2 separate regions of the Homo sapiens genome follow, and region 1 is linked to region 2. A link is an interaction called in ENCODE POLR2A ChIA-PET data of the cell type or tissue named here. Cell type or tissue: Caco-2. All regions are shown on one strand. Links, peaks and the distances in the headings refer to the core of each region. The heading gives the core; the rest is flanking DNA.

Region 1 (11,508 bases), core at 1,636-9,635, 68 kb after region 2:
GATCACTTGAGCCTCGGAGGTTGAGGCTACAGTGAGCCATGTTCACACCAATACACTCCAACCTGGGCTACACAGCAAGAGTCTGTCTCAAAAATAAATAAATAAAAATTAAAAAGCATTTATTTCATAGAGACAGGTTCTCACTGTGTTGTTCAGCCTGATCTCGAACTCCTGGCCTCAAGTAGTCACCTCAGTCTCCCAAAGTGTTGGGATTCCAGGCATGAGCCACCAAGCCTGGCCACTTACAGCACATTGCAATTCAGACTAGCCACGTTTTGACTGCTCAGTAGCCACGTGTGGCTGGTGGTGACTGCCCTAGACAGGGCAGGCTGGATGATAAATTGGAGCTTTAAAAATGCAAGTGGCATACACAGTGGGAACTTGAGTGAAGGTTTCCCAACTCTCCTGGAAAAGGGGGTAGACTAAGGGGTTGAAGGGGATGGGGAAGAATCTCTGGATCTGCTCTTTAATTTCAGCACAACTTTGATGAAGATGAAATGGATGATCCTGGAGATTCAGGTAACAGATTGGGCTTTTTGCTCTGGTTCCATCTGCCCATCCCCTACCCACCCAGATATTTCTGACTGGGGCATTTTTGCTGTTTCCAGATGGGGTCAACCTCATTTCTATGGTTGGGGAGATCCAAGACCAGGGTGAGGCTGAAGTCAAAGGCACTGTGTCCCCAAAAAAAGCAGTTGCCACCCTGAAGGTGACTGGGTACTGGGAAGAGGAAAGTCTCCTTTGGATTCTGGACATCGGGCTGTTGCTGAAGTCCTTGCCTTTTAGATCTACAACAGGTCCCTGAAGGAAGAATTTAACCACTTTGAAGACTGGCTGAATGTGTTTCCTCTGTACCGAGGGCAAGGGGGCCAGGATGGAGGTGGAGAAGAGGAAGGATCTGGACACCTTGTGGGCAAGTTCAAGGTACATTTGGGGAAGGAAAGCGGAACCAGGGAGCCCAGGTGGGGATTCAGGAGGACAATTATCTTACCAGAGCTTTTTCTGTCTCCCCCCAACTCAGGGCTCCTTCCTCATTTACCCTGAATCAGAGGCAGTGTTGTTCTCTGAGCCCCAGATCTCCCGGGGGATCCCACAGAACCGGCCCATCAAGCTCCTGGTCAGAGTGTATGTTGTAAAGGTGAGTCTCCATAGCCCTGGCACGCCTCCAACTATAGCTAAGGTAATGTACACAAAACCTACAGAAGGAAGGCTTTGGGAGGAACCTCGTGATCACAGAGTTCAAGTTCTTCATTTTTCAGGTGAGAAATTGAATCCACAAATTTAGGAGATCCCCTAGGGTTATAAAGCATGTTCATGGCAGAACCAGAATTGGGAGTTGGTCTCCTGACCCCTGTTTGTAGTTCTAGTCCTGTAGAATGGCACGTATAATTCTAGGATGAGAACAGGGCTGAATCTCAGGCTTCAGAAGGCTTGTTACCAAATACCTTTGTCCAACTTTGTCCATTGGTGCAGTTTTCATACTGAGTTCAGCAGGGCCTTGAAGTATTCTTAAAGATATCTCGGAGCCGGTTGTGGTGGCTCACGCCTGTAATCCCAGCACTTTGGGAGGCCGAGGCGGGTGGATCACGAGGTCAAGAGATCGAGACCATTCTGGCCAACCAACATGGTGAAACCCCATCTCTACTAAAAATACAAAAATTAGCTGAGCATAGTGGCTCATGCTTGTAGTCCCAGCTACTCGGGAGGCTGAGGCAGGAGAATCACTTGAACCCAGGAGGCGGAGGTTGCAGTAAGCCAAGATTGCGCCACCACGCTCCAGCCTGGGTGACGGAGCGAGACTCCGTCTCCAAAAAAAAAAAACAAAAAAGAAAGTGAGTGGCAAAGGGATGGAACGAAAGGGGGAAAGGGGTCAGGGTTGCGAGAATGAGGACAAAAATGACACTTCTCAAAGTAGATCTTTTTGTATACCTCTGACTCTTAGAACTGTAGCAGTGTTTCACATGCCCCTACAATAGACAGAAAATTAAAAGCAATCACAGTGTTGAGGAAACCTAACATGGAATACAAACACTAACAAATGACCCTCACTGTATTACAAATGAACAATATAACCACACTGAAGGAAGTGAAGAACAAAACCAAGTAACTCTGGAAAACAGTAATTTGACAGGGCTCTATAAAACTCTAGATGGGCCTGGTGCAGTGGCTCACACCTGTAATCCCAGCACTTTGGGAGGCCAAGACAGGAGGATCACTTTAGCCCAGGAGGTCAAGACCAGCCTGGGCAACAAAGTGAGACTCCATCTCTACAAAAGATTAAAAAACTAGCTGGATGTGGCTGGGTGTGGTGGCTCATGCCTGTAATGCCAGCACTTCAGGAGGCTGAGGCAGGTGGATTGCCTAAATTGGGTGGATCGCCTGAGGGTCAGGAGTTTGAGACCAGCCTGGCTAACAGGGTGAACCCCGTCTCTACTAAAAATACAAAAATTAGCTGGGCATGGTGGCACGTGCCTGTAGTCCCAGCTGTTTTGGAGGCTGAGGCAGGAGCATTGTTTGAAGCTGGGAGGAGGAGGTTGCAGTGAGCCAAGCTTGTGCCACTGCACTCCAGCTTGGATGACAGGGAGAGAGCTTGTCACAAAAAACAAAAACAAAACAAAAAACCAACTAAACTAAAGATAAAGAGAGCTGAACATAAATGCTGTCATCTAGTTAGAAGTATGTGTTAGCAATTCTGAAACTATATTATGTGTATACTGGTATACATGAATAAGTAAACTATATTGTAGATAATGAGAACCAGGTTTCTTACTGTTGGAGAAAGAAGTTACAGATAAGGAAAGGGGATTAAATGAATGCTGTGGTATTAGATCAGAAACAGAAGTATCTGTATAAACTCATGTTTTTAAATATACACAGATGGAAAGATACAGAAATATAGATATGTGTATATATATGTGGATTATGTTATTCATGTTTGCTATCTCCGTTTGCTGAGAAGGCCTAGAATCAACAACATCCTAGTAGCAGTGAGCAAACCAGGTGCCCAGATTTTGGTTTCTAAAAACCATTATTTAATAAAAGGATTAAGGACTCCTTGGAGTTGATTCCAGGACTAGGACTGGGAAAATATAAGTCAAATCTGGAGCATCTTGTGGGGCAGGAGTAAGGAAGTGCTCAAAAAAGGATGGGGGCTTGATGAAAGAATGAACACAGGAGCCAACCTGAAGGAGCTCCTAATGGTTAAGACTTGAAAAATTGGGGCAACAGAATAAGTAATGAGGCTGGGCACAGTGGCTTTCGCCTGTAATCCCAGCACTTTGGGAGTCTGAGGCCAGGGGTCCAAGACCAGCCTGGCCAACATGGTGAAACCCTGTCTCTATTAAAAATACAAAAATTAGCTGGGTGTGGTGTCAGGCACCTGTAATCCCAGCTACTTGGGAGGCTGAGGCAGGAGAATTGCTTGAACCTGGGAGGTGGGGGTTGCAGTGAGCCAGGATTGTGCCATTGCACTCCAGCCTGGGCAACAAGAGCAAGATTCTGTCTCAACAACAACAAAAGTAATGATAGTATTGGATATTCAGACTTTCTTTTTTCTTCTTTTCTCTCTCTCTAGCTCTTTTTTTTTTTTTTTTTTGAGACGGAGTTTCGCTCTTGTTGCCCAGGTTGGAGTGCAATGGCACTGTCTTGGCTCACTGCAACCTCTGCCTCCCAGGTTCAAAGGATTCTCCTGCCTCAGCTTCCCAAGCAGCTGGGACTGCAGGCATGTGCCACCATATCCTGCTAATTTTGTATTTTTAGTAGAGACAGAGTTTCTCCATGTTGGTCAGGCTGGTCTCAAACTCCCGACCTCCGGTGATCCGCCCGCCTGGGCCTCCCAAAGTGCTGGGATTACAGGTGTGAGCCACCGTGCCCAGCCTGCCTTCTTTTTTTGTTGTTGTTTTGAGATGGAGTCTTACTCTTGTTGCCCAGGCTGGACTGCAATGGCACAATCTCAGCTCACTGCAACCTCCACCTCCTGGGTTCAAGTGATTCTCCCACCTCAGCCTCCGGAATAGCTGGGACTATAGGCACACACCACCATGCCTGGCTAATTTTAGAGATGGGGTTTCATTCACCATGTTGGCCAGGCTGGTCTCAAAGTTTTGACCTCAAATGATCCGCCTGCCTCATTACAGGCGTGAGCCACTGCACCCAGCTCTCTGTCTCCTCCTAATGCTCCCATTATACGTGTGTTGGTGTACTTAATGGTGTTCCACATTTGTTTGAGGCTCTATTTCATTTTTCTTTTTTCTCTTTTCTCTCTGTTCTTCAGCTTACATAATCGCTTTTGATCTAGCTTCAAGTTTGCCAATTCTTTCTTCTGTTCAAATCTACTATTGAGCCTCTCTAGTGAATTTTAAATTTTAGTTATTGTACTTTTCAACTCAAGAATTTTCATTTGGTTCTTTTTAAAAAAATGTATGGCTTGGCTGGGTGTGGTGGCTCATGCCTGTAATCCCAGCACTTTGGGGGGCTGAGGCGGGTGGATCATGAGGTCAGGAGACGAGACCATCCTGGCTAACACGGTGAAACCCCGTCTCTACTAAAAAAAATACAAAAAATTAGCTGGGTGTGGTGGCATGTGCCAGTAGTCCCAGCTACTTGGGAGGCTGAGGCAGGAGAATTGCTTGAACCTGGGAGGCAGAAGTTGCAGTGAGCTGAGATCACACCACTGCACTCGAGCCTGGGTGACAGAGTGAGATTCTCTCAAAAACAAAAAAAAAAATGTATATCTCTTTATTGATATTCTCTATTTGATGCAACGTTATCATCATACCTTCCTTTACTTCTCTAATCAAGCTTGCCTTCAGTTCTGTGAACATGTTTACACTGGCTACTTTGAAATACTTTCCAGTCGGCCGGGCGCAGTGGCTCACGCCTGTAATCCCAGCACTTGGGAGGCCGAGGCAGGCAGATCATGAGGTCAGGAGATCGAGACCATCCTGGCTAACATGGTGAAACCCCATCTCTACTAAAAATACAAAAAATTAGCTGGGCATGCTGGTGGGCACTGTAGTCCCAGCTACTCGGGAGGCTGAGGCGGGAGAATGGCCTGAACCCAGGAGGCGGAGCTTGTAGTGAGCCGAGATTGTGCCACTGCACTCCGGCCTGGGCGACAGAGCAAGACTCCGTCTCAAAAAAAAAAAAAAAAAAAAAAAAAAAATATATATATATATATATATAGATAGATAGATAGATAGATACATACATACATACATACATACATACACACACACACACATACATACTTTCCTGTTAAGTTCAACATTGTGTTGCTCTCACGGGCATTTTTTGGGGGGTGGATGGAAAAATAATTTTTCTATTTCTTTGCAGGCCTCATAATTTTTTGTTGGAAACAGCATTTAGATAATATATGATAGCAACTCTGGGTACTGAGGTTTCTTGTTATTTGCTTGTTTATTTGTTTAGTGACTGGCTGGATTATTTTAGCAAAGTCTATTTCCCATCCCCTGTGTTAGATCACTGATGTTGCTACTCTGGCAGGTGCAGCTTTGGATATACCACTGTCACCCTAGGATGACAGTGGTACTGGTAGGGCCCTCTTGCATTCTTTTCCCTGACCACACCCAGTTAAGCTCTACTTATTGCTCTGTCATTTGCAGTAGTATCCTGGGAGCATAAAATCCTCTACAAATAAATCTAATCAAATGGTGGCTCTTTCCAATGAATACTTTCTGAGGTTAGTGTTTGATATTTGTTTTAACCCCAGGAGAGCTCCTCCCAGCTGTCTTATCCTTTGGCTCTCCCCTGTAAAATAGATACAGCCTGTAGTCTAAGCTGTATCTTCATTACATCCACGAATCTCCTCCCAATCCCTTCACTACAACGTCCACTTTTTTTTTCTTCTTTAGACACAGTCTCACTCTGTTGCCCCAGCTGGAGTGCTGTGGCACAGTCTCGGCTCACTGCAACCTCCGCCTCCTGGGTTCAAGCAATTCTCTTGCCTCAGCCTCCCGAGTGGCTGGGATTACAGGCGCCTGCCACCACATCCAGCTAATTTTTTGTATTTTTAGTAGAGACAGGGTTTCTCCATGTTGGTCAGGCTGGTCTTGAACTCTTGACCTCATGATCCGCGCCCCCCCCTTGGCCCCCCAAAGTGCTGGGATTACGGGCATGAGCCACTGTGCCCGGCTGAGACCCTATCTCTACAAAAAAATTTAAAAGTTAGGCCAGGTGCAGTGGCTCACCTCTGTAATCCCAGCACTTTGGGAGGCCAAGGTGGGCAGATTACCTGAGGTCAGGAGTTTGAGACCAGCCTGGCCACCATGGTAAGACCCCAATGCTCTACTAAAAATACAGAAATTAGCAGGGCATGGTGGCATGTGCGTAGTCCCAGCTACTAGGGAGGCTGAGGCACGAGAATTGCTTGAACCTGGGAGGCAGAAGTTGCAGTGAGCTGAGATCATGCCACTGCACTCCAACCTGGGCGACAGAGCTAGACTCTGTCTCAAAAAAAAAAATAAAAAATAAAAACAAAATAAAAATTACCTGGACGTGGTGGTTCCTGCTTGTTGTCCCAGCTACTCAGGAGGCTGAGGTGGGAGGATTGCTTGAGCCACTGAGGATGCAGTGTGCCAGAAAAAAAGGAAGAAAACTTACTTATTTTTGAGATAGTCTTGCTCTGTCGCCCAGGCTGGAGTGCAGTGGTGCAATCTTGGCTTACTGCATCCTCCACCTCCTAGGTTCAAGCAATTCTCCTGCCTCAGCTACCTGAGTAGCTGGGATTACAGGTGCCTGCATCCACGCCTGGCTGATTTTTCTATTTTTTAGTAGAGACAGGGTTTTGCCATGTTGGCCAGGCTGGTCTTGAACTCCTGGCCTCAAGTGATCCACCCACCTCGGCTTCCCAAAGTGCTGGGATTACAGCCATGAGCCACCATACCTGGCCAGAAAACCTGAATAGTACTATAAGTATTAAAAGAAATTGTGTCAGAAACTCCAGACCAAATGGTCTCAGCAGCAGTTTCCACCAGTTATGGATGAAACAATTTTAATCTTACACAAACCATTTCAGAGAATATAAAAAGAAATACCCCAGTTAATTCCATGAGGGTGGCATAATGTTGATGCAAAACCTGAGAAGAATGACATGAGAAAGTATAATTCTAGGCCAGTTTCACTCACAAACATTTATTCCACAGGTATTTCTTGCATTTTTTTTTCTTTTTTTTTTTTTTTTGAGACGGAGTTTCGCTCTTGTTGCCCAGGCTGGAGTGCAATGGCGCAATTTCGGCTCACTGCAACCTCCGCCTCCTGGGTTCAAGCGATTCTCCTGCCTCAAGCTGGGGTTTACAGGCATGCACCACCACACCCAGCTAATTTTGTATTTTTAGTAGAGACAGGGTTTCTCCATGTTGGTCAGGCTGGTCTCAAACTCCCGACCTCAGGTGATCTGCCCGCCTTGGCCTCCCAAAGTGCTGGGATTAGAGGTGTGAGCCACCGTGCCCGGCCTTTCTTGCATTTTTTATGAGGTACTAGGCAGTGTTCTGGGTACTGGTGATAAAAAGCAGTGAGTAAAACAGATGAAAATCAGTGCCCTCGTGAACTTTACATTCTAGTGAAAAGAGATGAACAATAACCATAATCAATAAGTAAATTATATAGCTTACGGGCTGGGCATGGTGGCTCACGCCTGTAATCCCAGCACTTTGGGAGTCTGAGGAGGGGGCAGATCACCTGAGGTCAGGAGTTCGAGATCAGCCCGAACTCCTGTCTCTACTAAACATACAAAACCCGTCTCTACTAAAAATACAAAAATTAGCCAGGCCTGGTGGCACATGCCTGTAGTCCCAGCTACTCAAGAGGCTGAGGAAGGAGAATTGCTTTAACCCAGGAGGCAGAGGTTGCAGTGAGCTGAGACCACACCACTGCACTCCAGCCTGGGCGACAAGAGCGAAACTCCATCTCAAAACAAAAAAAAGTTATATATCTTATTTATATGTTAGAAAATTATAAGTGCTGTGGAGAAAATATGTCAGGATAAAGGGATGGGGGAGTGCTGGGGGTGGGTTGCAAATGGATGGTCGGAGTTGATAGACCTCAATAAGACTTTTTTTTTTTTTTTGGTAGAGACGAGGTCTTGCTATGTTGCCCAGGCTGGTCTCGAACTACAAAATGCTGGATTACAGGAATGAGCCACCATGCCCGGCTGAGAAAGTGTTATTTAAACAAATACTAGAGTTGGGCACAGTGGCTTCCACCTGTAGTCCCAGCTACTAGGAAGGCTGAGATGGGAGGATTGTTTGAGCTTGGGAGGTTGAGGCTATAGTGAGCTGTGATGCCACCACTGCAGTTCAGCCTGGGTGACAGAGAGAGACCCTGTCTCTTAAATACACACTAGGAGGGGGCCAAGGAGTTATCCAGGTGGCTACCTGAGGGAGAAAGCATTCCAGGCAGAACAGCTGGTACAGAGGCCATCAGGTAGAACCATGACTCGTGTGTGACAAACAACAAGGGGCCCCTTGTGGCCGTAGCAGGCAGGATAAATGAACAGGTTTTAGGAATTAAGGCTTCAGAGGAAATGGAGCAGTGATGGGCAGAGAAAGCAGATCATGTTGGGTTTTGTTATTCACTTTATTCTGAATTACATGGGAAGCCATAGGAAGGTTCTGAGCAAAGGAGTGCCAGAATATAACTTACATTTTCTTTTTTTTTTTTTTTTTTTTTGAGACAGAGTCTCGCTCTGTCACCCAGGCTGGAGTGTAGTGGTGCTATCTTGGCTCACTGCAACCCTTTCCTCCTGGGCTCAAGCGATTCTCCTGCCCCAGCCTCCCAAGTAGCTGGAATTACAGGCGCTCGCCACCACGCCTGGCTGATTTTTATATTTTTAGTAGAGACAGGGTTTCGCCATGTTGGCCAGGCTGGTCTCAAACTCCTGACCTCAGGTGATCCACCCGCCTAGGCCTCCTAAAGTGCAGGGATTACAGGCATGAGCCACTGCTCCTAGCCTTTATTGTCCTTTTAAAAAAATGAATGTCAGGCCAGGCGCAGTGGCTCATGCTTGTAATCCCAGCACCTTGGGAGGCTGAGGTGGGCGGATCACGAGGTCAGGAGTTCGAGACCAGCCTGGCCAACATGGTGAAACCCAGTCTCTACTAAAAATACAAAAAATTAGCCGGGCGTGGTGGCAGGCGCCTGTAATCTCAGCTACTCAGGAGGCTGAGGCAGGAGAATCGCTTGAACCCTGGAGTCAGAGGTTGCAGTGAGCCGAGACCGCGCCACTGCGCTCCAGCCTGGGTGACAGAGCGAGTCTCTGACTCAAAAAAAAAAAAAAAAGAAAAAGAAAAAATTAAGATCATCTTAGTGGGTATAAAGTGGTATCTAATTGTGGTTTTGATTTGTTTCCTAATGACACTGAACAGTCTTCATGTGGTTTTTAGAACTTTGTATATCTTGGAGACATGTCTAAAGTCCTTTGTCCGTTTTAAAATTAGATTGTTGTTTTGTTGTTGAGTTGTAGGAGTTCTTTGTATATTCTGGCTACTAGATTTTTATATGGCTTGCAAATATTTTCTCACTTTCTACGTTGTCTTTTCACTCTATTGATAGTGTCCTTTAAAGCAAAAGAGATTTTAATTTTGATGAAGTCTATTTTTATTTCTTTTATTGACTGTGCTTTTTGGTTATAGCTAAGAAACCTTTGCAAAATCCAAGGTCATGAAGACTTTTGCCTGTTTTCTGCTGTGAGTTTGAGTTTTGACTCTCATGTTTAAGTCTGTGATCCATTTGGGGTTAGTTTTTGTATCTAGTGTGAGGTGAGGGTCTGACCTCATACTTTTGTATGTGACTGTCCAGTTGTCTCAGCTCCATCTGTTGGAGAGATGGTTCTTTTCCCATTGAATGGTCTAGGTACCCTTGTTGAAGATCAATTGACCATAGATATGTGGATTTCTTTCTGGACTCTCAGTTCTATTCTACTGATCTATGTTTATGCCACTACCATACTCCTTTATTACTGTCTCTGCAGTAAATTCGCGGGTTTTTTTTTTTTTGAGACAGGGTCTCACTCTGTTGCCCAGGGTGGGGTGCAGTGGCATGATCACGGCTCCCTGCAGCCTTGACCTCCCAGGCTCAAGCGATCCTCCCACCTCAGCCCCCACAAGTAGCTGGGACTACAGGCGCATGCCACCACACCCAGCTAATTTTTTCTATTTTTTAGTAGAGACAGGATTTCACCATGTTGCCCAAGCTGGTCTCGAACTCCTGAGCTCCTGCCTGTCTTAGCCTCCCAAAGTACTAGGATTATAGCCATGAACCACTGAGCCGAGCCAGCACAGGAAATTAAGGCTTGACTGAGTATCTCTAAGTAGGATTTGGACAGGACAAGAGAAGAAAGAGATTTCAAAGAATAAAATTAATATGTAATCACAAGGAGAAAAAAAGCTTTGCCTTTATGAAGACTGCATTCTAGTAGGAGAAACAAACATTAACAAAATAAGTAAATGTTTCAGTGCGTTAGAGAGGCATAAGTGTGGCCAGGCGTGATAACTCACGCCTGTAATCCCAGCACTTTGGGAGGCTGAGCCAGGCGGATCACCTGAGGTCAGGAGTTTGAGACCAGCCTGGCCAGCATGGTGAAATCCGTTCTCTACTAATAATACAAAAATTAGCCAGGTGTGGTGGCATGTGCCTGTAATCCCAGCTACTCGGGAGGCTGAGGCAGGAGAATCCCTTGAACCTGGGAGGTAGAGGTTGCAGTGAGCCGAGATCATGCCATTGCATTCCAACCTGGGCAACAGAGCGAGACTCTGTCTCAGGGAAAAAAAAAAAAAAAAAAAAGAAGAAAGCATAAGTGCTATGGAAAATATAAATACCAAAAAAAAATCAAGTTGGCACAGTGGCTCATGCCTGTAACCCCAGCTACTCAGAAGGCTGAGGTGGGAGGACTGCTTGATGCCAGGAGTTCTCGAGACCAGCCTGGGCAACAGAACAAGACCCAATCTCTAAATTAAAAAGATGTAAAGATCATCATAGAGAAAGTACAGATTACCACAATGGAATGACAGTCAGCCCATCAACTTCTCTACAGCAACCAAAAGTGCTGGAAGAAAAATAGAATAATATCTTCAAAGCACTGAGAGAAAAATAACTATCACCCTTGAATTGTGTGTCCCAGGAAACACTCATTCAAGAGAGAAAAAAATGAAAGACCTCTTTAGGCAAACAACAATTGAAAAAATCACCCAACAACTTTCAGTCAAGAAACTACACAGGGCTGGAGGTGCAGAGGCTCACACTGTGTAATCCCAGGACTTTGGGAGGCTGAGGTGGGAAAATCATTTGAGGCCGGGAGTTCAACACCAGCCTTGGCAATGTAGTGTGAGACCCCTGTCTCTATAAAAAGGGGGGGAAAAAAACTACACAGGATGTAATTTCTTTCTTTCTTTCTTTCTTTTTTTTTTTTTTTTTTTGAGACGGAGTCTCGCTCTGTCGCCCAGGCTGGAGTGCAGTGGCGCAATCTCGGCTCACTGCAAGTTCCGCCTCCCG
Region 2 (9,642 bases), core at 1,606-9,605:
CACAGGTATTTGGTGATGCCTCAGTCCTGGAGATCATCAGGAAGGCGGTATAGTACTGTTGTCTCAGACACCCCACAGGTGATAGACATTAAAAGAATGTAGATTTCAGCCGGGAGGGATGGGGGCAGAATTGACTACCCTATAGATGTCCTTTGAAAATTTTGATACAGATCACATTTTTTAGAGGTGAGTTCTACCTTATTTGCACTATGCATGCTTGCTACTTAAAATTTATTCCTTTGATCAACTCCTGTAAATGTGGAGTCCAGGATTTCCTACCTTCCTTCCCCAGCAGTCAGACAAATAGGGAGAATTATATTCCATGTTTGTGCAAGGCTAACATTAGCATAGATCATGAGGGGAGACCATGTGAGTCTCACTGCTGTTGTAGTGGCAGGGTAGATTTCAGATTGGGGTGAATTACAAAATGTGAACTGTTGCTAAAATGGTTGGATATAGAAATAACATTCTCAGAATCGGTTCGTGGTTCCATCAGTTATGTGACTTAGGACAGATTATTTCCCTCTGGCCTCAGTGTTTCTTTTACAGTATGGGATTAAATTAGATAAGCTTGTGTCCAGTTTTAAGCTTCTGTGATTGTATGAACCTAGCCATTCGGTTTCTGGAAATCTGTACTGAGTTTGGACCTTAAACTAAAGTGACCAGGAATGGAGCTCCAAATTTTGATCTGGGTACTGCTCTCCTGGTTTCCCTAGTGTGGTAGTGATTCTACACTGCAGCTTGAGAAATTCAAAGGGGAAGAGTCTTCATCTCTCCTTTTGGGGGCTGTCCCTGTCCTGCTAGTTATATCCTGGAGCAGGTAGACCAGAGGCATTCCTCCTGGATCCACTCCTCCTTGGTCCAATTAACCAAGAAGGAGTTAATGATACTGCAGAAGGACCCAAAGGTGCACTTCCCTGTTTGTGAGCACCTACAGGGACAGTTGACACTGGGTACTTACTCTGTGCCGGGCAGGGGATACTTTCTATGACTGTCCTCATGTAATCCTCACAAATAACACTGTAAAGTTAACATTATCATCCCTACTTTACAGGTGGGGTAATCCAGGCAGAGAAAAATAATTAATAGTAAGGGGAAAACAAAGATGTTTTAATCATGGATGCTTGTATGACTCCTCAGGTAGAAACCCTCCCTCAACTATCCCCAGCCCCTCCCTGACTTTTAGGGAAAGTGGGAGGCCACTGGCAGCAGTCTTCTGTCATGGATTCTGAGCTGCTGGGGAAGGAGCCTTTTCAGTTTGCCAACTCCAACTATAGTGTGGAGGGCCCTTACCTATTGGTAGGGCTTCTTGGCCTCCACGGTCAAGCTTATGATTGCAGAGGGGGACCTGAACTTACTTTGTTGTTTTTTTGTTTTCGCAACAGAGTCTCACTCTGTTGCTTAGGCTGCAGTGCAGTGGCGTGATCTCAGCTCCGCCTCCTGGGTTCAAGCAATTCTCCTGCCTCAGCCTGCCAAGTAGCTGGGATTACAGGTGTGCACCACCACACCTGGCTAATTTTTGTATTTTTAGTAGAGACAGGGTTTCACCATGTTGGCCAGGCTGGTCTCGAACTCCTGACCTCAGGTGATCCAGCCTCCCAAAGTGCTGGGATTACAGGTGTGAGCCACTGCACCCTGCCTGAACTTATTTTGAAGTACTCACGTGAAGACTTTGTGTTGGTGTGTTCAGAGTCTCTGGGCAGAGAAAAACACCCACTCCGCTACAGTCCTATCCTGCTTTTGAGAGCCTGTTTGCAGGTTCTAGCAGGGGAGCACTCGTATATCCTTGACCAAAGACCAGTCCTCCTCTCTCAGGGATGGTCGTCTTCAATCGAGCATGCAGCTTCGGGACAGATGCATGTGGAGCGGTGAGGGAGGAAGGGGACACCCACCTAGTCAGCCAGATCAGCCAAATCAACCCTGGTGATCAATGGGGTGACAGATGTCACAGCCAGATGGCCCTATCCTGCTTTTGAAGACCATGTAGTCCTCCTCAGTTTGCTTCTTTCCTTCTCCATATCCAGTTTTGTCGTCAAGTTAGGTTCTTTTTGAAGAGTTAGTTGTACAGTGGTCAGATTTGTTCAACTTTTGGATAAGCCTTTGGGGATGTTGGGGTTAGATTAGTGGCTTTGGTTTTTTGTTTTTGACCTTCACCCAGTACAGTAAAGTGGAAAACCTTGTGGCCATCTTCTTTTTCATATTTTCCCACCTTTTAGTTTTTGTGTGCACATGTTAAGCTTTGTAGTGTTGCCAAATACTTTGTGTCAGCCTGACTCCTTAGTAGTATATGGATCTAAACCAAATTTATTGAAAATTTCAGTTTATGAGTACCATTCAGTAGCCCTTAGTCATATGTATGAATAAGGAATGTGTAGTTTTATAGAAAGGATTTTCATTTTTGGTTCAGTTTGTGACCTGTGAGGAATATCCTTAGAGCTGCTGATGTAAATTTGGAGAATCCTCGAGTTAGAAAAGTAGGGATAAGAAAACTTGTCTACCTTCTCCATGTCCTTTGATGGGGCCAAAAAGGAAAAAGAAGAGTGGTGGTGGTTGGTGTAGTTTGTCTTTTCAGTCTTACGGGAAACAATGTTCCATGGGTGGTCCTTTGTAAGCCTATGGAGGATTTTCTGATTGGCTTTCAAGACTTGATCCTGCATCTGTGAGCTGATCCAGCATGCCAAGGTAGGCAATAGGAGTGTGAGCATGACATTGGTTTATTAAAGGAGTGGCCCTGCCACCCAGACCTTCAGCCCTCTATGCCACCTTCTTGCAGCCTCTGTACAACTTCTGGTCATTACCTGGGGTGGATAAGGAATTGGGAATTGCAGGCTGGTGCCTTTCTGGGTTAGGACTTTGGAAGTGGAAGAGGGAAGTGTTAAGGACTGACAAATGAATTTCAGCTCATTTGGCACTGAATTAGATCCCACTGGACCCAGGAGAAATCTGTTCTTGGTTATGAATAGGAAAATTAGAACCTCCCAAGGCAAGGGAAGGGTGGCCATAGAAAATGAAGGGCAAGTTACTCCCTTGTAGCAGAGAATGGGATTCCCTATCGACAGTAGTATGCTGGTAAACTGGCTGGCAGGGTGAAGGAAGCCATGACTTTTTGCAGTTGCCCAATTTCTACAGTTTTAAACTTACCAAGGCCACCTGCTTCAACGATTTCCTGATATGTAACAGTTGGCTCTTGCAAGCCATACAAGCTTGCGCCAGCACACTGCTGCAGACTTGCCTCAAGTATTTGAATTCCCATTATGTGCTCAGGTATATGCTGTGTGGCAGGAGATGCTGAAACAGTGTTTATTCTGAAGAGCTTTGTCATTTAATTGACAGGCAAGAAGCTGGAGAAACATCGACAGAATACAGTCGTGTGGCATGAATTGAATATAGTGGTCCAGAGTGAGAAGTTGAGTGCTGGAAAGATCATGAAAAGGGGAGCATATATAAGCTAGGCTTGAAGGATAACGATAATAGCTAACACGTGGTCATAGCAGTTCCAGCCTCTGTACTAAGCATCATGCATACATTATTTATATTAATCTTCAGAAATAGATACTATCCCCCAGTTTACACCTGAGGAACCTGAAGTTTAGTGAGATTAAGTATTTGCCCAAGTTATATAGATATGACATCAATTTAGTGTTGTAGTATGTCATTATTGTGGCTAGGAAGGAATAAGGCCAGTATTTGGAGCCTGGTCACTTCACTGCAGAACCCACACTCTTGCCCACTGCATCAGATTGCAACAATATAAAAAGGGGGGCTTTTCAAAGAGAGGAAAAAAGTCTAACAACAGTCCAAGGTTTGAGATTAGGTAGGAATCAGAATATTTGAGTTCTAGTCTTCATTTCACTTAACCATATATGTGGCCTTAGCCAAACCACATCTTCCCTCTATGCCTTGGATTGAGGGACTTGAATTAGATGGCCACTCAGTTCTTTTTTATTTCTGACATTTTGTGAATTTTAAGTTATAAAAATGGGAATGAGTATGCCTTTCTTAAGGGACACTGAGAGAATGTGCCCTGCTAGGGCACATTGAGGTTGGCAGAGGGAGTAAACAGAAGAAAACAAACTATAAAGGGTAACTCCTAAGTGGTAGAAAGCAGAGGCAGAAAAATGTTGGAGCTATAGACTCAGCTGTTCCATTCGCAACACCCGACTAGTCCCAAATGGAAGGGTCAGGGGGTGGGGACCTAACAGAGAAGATAAATTGGTGTTTGGTGTTGGGTGTTCCTAGAAAGCCTACTTCTCTCAGTGTCTCAGTAGCAGGTCAGAGCTAGATTTGGGTCATTTCTGAGGATCCTTGAGTATCACTCCTTTCCTAGCATTCATAAATTTAACAGATATCAGTAGAGCACCTGCTGTGTTCCAGGCGTTGGCACAGAAGCAAGACTAATCTGGTCCCTCTGCTTGTTGAAGTTACAGTCCAAGAGGAGAAATACATAATAAGCAAGTTACACATTTTGATAGGATTATAAGAATTGGGGTTTTGTTGGATTAGAGTCAGGGAATGTCTGTGACTTCAACATAACAGATAGGAGGGGACTGAGAGTGGAAATGGTAAAACCAGTTAGACTGTTAGAGACATCGAGCCAAGATGTGCTCGGTGATGAAAGAGTGCACAAATATCACAAAAATAAATGACAAATTTTTTTTATTGACTCAAATGTGATATTTAATATGGTTCTGGAAGATTTTGGTCCTAAAAAGGAGGTTGAAAGTCCATGGCGTTAATTATAATGGCAGTATATGAAAAATACATGAGTCTGGTTTAAAGTAGGTAGTTGTTCAAGAGATGTAGGACAGAAGAGTGACATGAACAGTTTTAATCACAGATTTCTAAGCAGAGATAGGCTTAGAGGTAGATTTCAAAGGAGATTAAACATGTTTTGGAAGAGATTAATAATCCCGTGGTTTATAGATCATTTAAAGGAAATGTTGCTCAAAGGATAGAAAACTACAGATGGAAAAGATTTGTTTATAAAGAGTTGATTCCAATGAGAAAGAAAAGGAGACAAATCTGTGAACAAAACTGCTTGCACAGGAAGCTCTGACCTCAGAATGGAAGCCAGGCCACCTTAGGGGCTCACATCAGTGAGAGTTCAGCCCCTTATCCTACTGAGGCACACATGAGCCCACAACAGTATGGCTGGGGTTTGATTCTGGGTTCAAAAAACTGAAAAAGGATTTAGTCCAGGAAAAGTGGTGTAATGGTAATGATTAGGAAGGAATAGTCCACCAGAAATTGAGGCCTACACAGGAAGATGATAATAGTAGCCCACTACACGTGTTTGGCCCAGACCAAGGGCATCTCTTTTGGGGACATTTGAGAAGTCGTGGAGTGAGAAGACAGCAGCTCCAGTTGTGGCCTGTAATCTTACCACCCCAAATAATCACTGCTAATGCTTTTGTCATTCACAACAACCTCTTACCAGGGGGAGGACCTGTAGTTCTCCAATTAAAAATTTCCCTAGCTGGGTGCGGTGGCTCATGCCTGTAATCCCAGCACTTTGGGAGGCCAAGGCGGGCGGATCACCTCAGGTCAGGAGTTCAATACCAGCCTAGCCAACATGGTGAAACCCTGTCTCTACAAAAATATGAAAATTAGCCGGGCATGATGGCAGGTGCCTGTAATCCCAGCTACTCTGGAGGCTGTAGTGGGAGAATCGCTGGAACCCAGGAGGCGGAGGTTACTATGAGCCGAGATGGTGCCATTGCACTCCAGCCTGGGCAACAGAGTGAGACTCTGTCTAAAAAAAAAATAATAGTTTCCCCAACATTTTATTATGAAAATTTTCAACATGTAGCAAAGTTGAAAAAAATTATACCCATATATCCGCCATTTCAGATCCTACAACTTAAAATCTTGTTTTATCACATTTCTTCAACAACTCCTTTTATTTTTTGGTGGATTTCAAAAAAGTTTCAGTCATCGGTACACTTGTAAACATTTCAACATGCCTTAACTTTAGTGCAACATTTGTTTATGGGTTGTTGGGTTTTGTTTTTTTTTTTTGTAAAATTTTACAATCAGATGTGTACACTCAGTGTTCCTTTAGATGGAAGTGGCAAATGCACACACTCCTGTGACCCATATTCTTAGAATGCTAAGAACGTTTCCCTTTCCACTGGGAGCTCTCTGCCTCTGCTCAGTTAATACCTTCCCTTCCCCTGGGGGAGAAGGGAGGACAACCAGTGTTCTGAATATTTACATCACAGATTCGTTTTGCCTGTTCTGAAACTTCATAAATGGAATCTGTTTACTTTATTCTTCATTTTTATTCATGTTACAGATACTAATAGATTTTTTTGTTGCTGAATAGTTTTCTATAAACATCACAATTGGTTCTCATATTGATGAATACCTGGGCTGTTTCAAGTTTTTGGCTATTGTGAATAAAGCTGCTGTGAACATTCTTATACAAATCTTTGTGGACATAATGTTTCCATTTCTTTTGGCTAAAAATGTAGGAGTGGAATCGCTCTTGGGCTAGGTGTTTGTTAGGTTTTTTGATAAGCTGCCAGACTGTTTTCCAAAGTGGTACATTTAATGCTTTCACTAACAATATATGAGAGTTCCATATCCTTGCCAGCATTTGGTGGTGGTGGTCTTTTTAATTATACTTTTAGCCATTGTGGTGGGTATGTAACAGTATCTCATTGTGGTTTTATTTTTCATTTCCCTGATAATTAACGCTGTGGATCACTTTGCTTATTTCTGATTCACATATTTTCCTTTATGAAGTGCCTGATCAAATCTTTTGCCCATTTTAATTGACTATCATTTAATATTGAGTTGTAGGAGTCCTGCATTTAAATTTCAAAGTTGAACTATACAAGATCAGGATAGGGGAGATTTATTGTTACACATCAGTTCAAGGCCTGAAGTGTGACTTGAGCAAAAGCACATTCACCATTTGTTCAGCAAATGGTTATTAGTACCAGCTATATACTAAGTACTAATACTAGTGATACAGAGATAATATCCAGCCCTAGTTCAAGGACCCCATAGTTTACAGGGTAGACAGACAAAAGTAAAAATTATGGTGTGGCTTCAATGTTAAGTCAGTCACTAAATACTTACTGATGAGTATCTACTGTAGGATAGATAGATACTGCTGTGGGTCCTGGAGCTAGCCAGAGTTCCTACTCTAGTATAGCTTATTTTCTGTAGTGTATAAGGAGGGAGACAGAGTGCAAAAGCCCTGAGGTGGTAAATAAGGTTGGTGTTAGGTATATGTGGATCAGAAAGGCCAACCTGGCTGGAGGATAGTTGCGTGGCTAGATGATTAGTTAGGCAAGGGTAAGGTCTTGCAGGGCCTTGAAGACCATGGTAAGAACTTTGGGTTTTATCTTAAGTGTTTTGGAAAGGCATTCCAGAGTTTTCAGTGGAAAAATGACATGATCAGGTTTCTGTTTGGCTAATAAACCCAGAAATGTGTGTGTATGGTCGCAGAAACACTAATGAGGAAACATCGCAGTCATCCAGAGCAGAGACAAGAAAATCCTTGGGGAAAACAGGCAAGGGTTCATAAAGGAATAATGTCATATTAGAACCATGGATGACAGGACATTTGCTAGGCAGGAAAGTCAGGCATGTGTGTTAGATGAACCAGAAATAACTTTGGATGACTAGTTCGGTGGGTGGGTGAGTGAGCGGCAGGAGGTAGAGCTGATGGCAAACTGGGAAGAGCTTTGAAGGTTGATCTAGGGATGCAGGGTTACCAGATTGCAAAACTACCAAATTCTATGTAGGTATGTCCTTTGGAGTTGTGCAGCAAGGTAGCTTTGCTAGGGAGTTTGGCTCCGAACCTAAAGGCAGCTATACGGGGCTTTTACTTGGAATAGAGACTGGAAGCTGGCATCTGGGATGACCAGGTGGAGCAGTGCTAGGACAGAAACCAAGCAGGACGCAAGAGACTAATAAGGCCTGAAGTTAGGTAGGGGTTGTTGAACTGGAAGTGGAGGCTTTGGGCTTAGAATGAACAGTCAAGAAGATTTGAGGTGTGGATTTGGGGGGAAAGCTGATGAGGCCTTTTTATTTATTTTGCTTGTTTTGTTTTTGTTTTTTATTTCATATAAGGCCTTTTAAAAAATACAAAACAGTATAAAATATTGAAACAATACAGAATTATGGAGTTCACAAAATTCTTATCTTCCACTCCTTTGAGCTACCTAAAACATTTGATGCATCTTCTATTTTTCTGTGTGTGTATTTATTTATGTTTGTATTCAAATCTGTTATAAAGATACACCTACAATTGAAGTTTAAAATGGAAGTTTACAATTGAAGTAAAAAATGGTCATACTCTTCCTATTATTATTATTATTATTTGAGATGGAGTCTTGTGTACAGTGCCATGATCTCGGCTCACTGCAACCTCCAACTCCCAGGTTCAAGTGATTCTCCTGGCTCCCGAGTAGCTGGGACTACAGGTGTGCACCACCACACCCAGCTGATATTTGTATTTTTGGTAGAGACTGGGTTTCACCACGTTGGCCACGCTGGTCTTGAACTGACCTCAAGTGATCCGCCTGCCTCGGCGTCCCAAAACGCTGGGATTACAACAGTGAGCCACTGCGCCCGGCCTATTTTTGATTTTTTCATAGGATACCAATATAATATAGTTCTGGCTTGTTTTTTAGCCACTATTCAGCATTCCGTTGTTCAGATGTATCATATTTAGTTGATAGACCTTTAAGCTGCCTTAGATTTTTCACTATTCCCAGCATTAGTGAAATGAGCATTCTTTTTTATTTGTCTCTGTACTGTGTAAACACTGCCTGGGAGAGCATGTGAGGTGACATGCATGGAGTTCAGATTGTGACTTGGGGGAAGCTGTGATCCTGATCCCTTGAGGGAGCATGTATTCTGCTCTGGGTCTGTCCTTGGGGAACCCCCAAGGGAGTGATCAGGATGGTCAGAAGTCTGCAGGCCACATTCTAGGGGCAACAGCCAAAAGAACTGCGGCTGTTTCTCCAGATTTCAGCTGGGACTGTTCACAGCTTCCAGGTATCAGATGAGTTCTCATAGGGAGATAGGGTAAGGCCTTCCCATGGAGCCCTAGGCTGGGGAAGAACTACCAGGTAGAAGTAAGAATTCCACAGAGTTAGGTCAGTTTGGGTAGGATTTGTATGGACCTAGACTTTCTGATGATTGGATTGTAAGACTGGGTTTTCTATCACTGGGACTGTTCATGCAGGGGCCAGGGTGCTGTGGAGGGGCAGTATGTGAAGCAAGTTGAACTCTGAAGCATTCCAACTTTGATAACAGCATTCCAGATGGAAACTATGAGGGACCAAGATGAGGTGCTGTGGGCTGCGAGGGAGGAGCGATTGACTGAGGATCAGTATAGGGGAGGGCTGACGCTGGAGGCATCTCAGGGTATAGCTTTGGGAAACATGGAATGCTGAGTGAAGCTCAGTGAAAGATCTGACCTCGTGTGCACTGCTGGTGGAGTGGTCTTCAGGTATATGGGCCAAGGGGGACACAGGGATAACAAGAGGTCTGAGGGTGATTGTTATGGTGGCTGCAGGAGGACGGAATTACCCAGGTGTTGTCGTGGTGAACCATGCAAGAAAATAATGTTCCCAGCAGAGGGAAGGGGTGAATCAGAGAAGCTTGGTGCTGCCTGATTAC

The links. ChIA-PET counts read pairs that join two places held together with the same protein. Peaks named below come from ENCODE experiments on the same cell type or tissue, not always from the same donor. Only the 100,000 strongest peaks of a DNase experiment are listed, where the experiment ranks them.
Region 1: POLR2A ChIA-PET joins it to region 2 with 6 read pairs; 6 of 35 experiments call an interaction of 5 or more read pairs at or near these places.

Annotation. Positions count from the first base shown.
Region 1 is chr20:35,565,797-35,577,304 of GRCh38, reverse strand. It overlaps the pseudogene FER1L4. Among named protein-coding and RNA genes, the nearest start is that of ERGIC3, 29 kb to the right of the region's middle. RefSeq lists a silencer at 137-299. In Caco-2, for the core only: CTCF peaks have their summits at 8,293 and 8,494; DNase peaks (open chromatin) are centred at 5,544 and 8,464.
Region 2 is chr20:35,635,468-35,645,109 of GRCh38, reverse strand. The region is part of intron 1 of CPNE1 (copine 1); the gene reads left to right. It also overlaps the pseudogene RN7SKP271. Among named protein-coding and RNA genes, the nearest start is that of SPAG4, 24 kb to the right of the region's middle. RefSeq lists an enhancer at 8,856-9,355. In Caco-2, for the core only: no CTCF peak of the experiment used is centred there; a DNase peak (open chromatin) is centred at 9,289.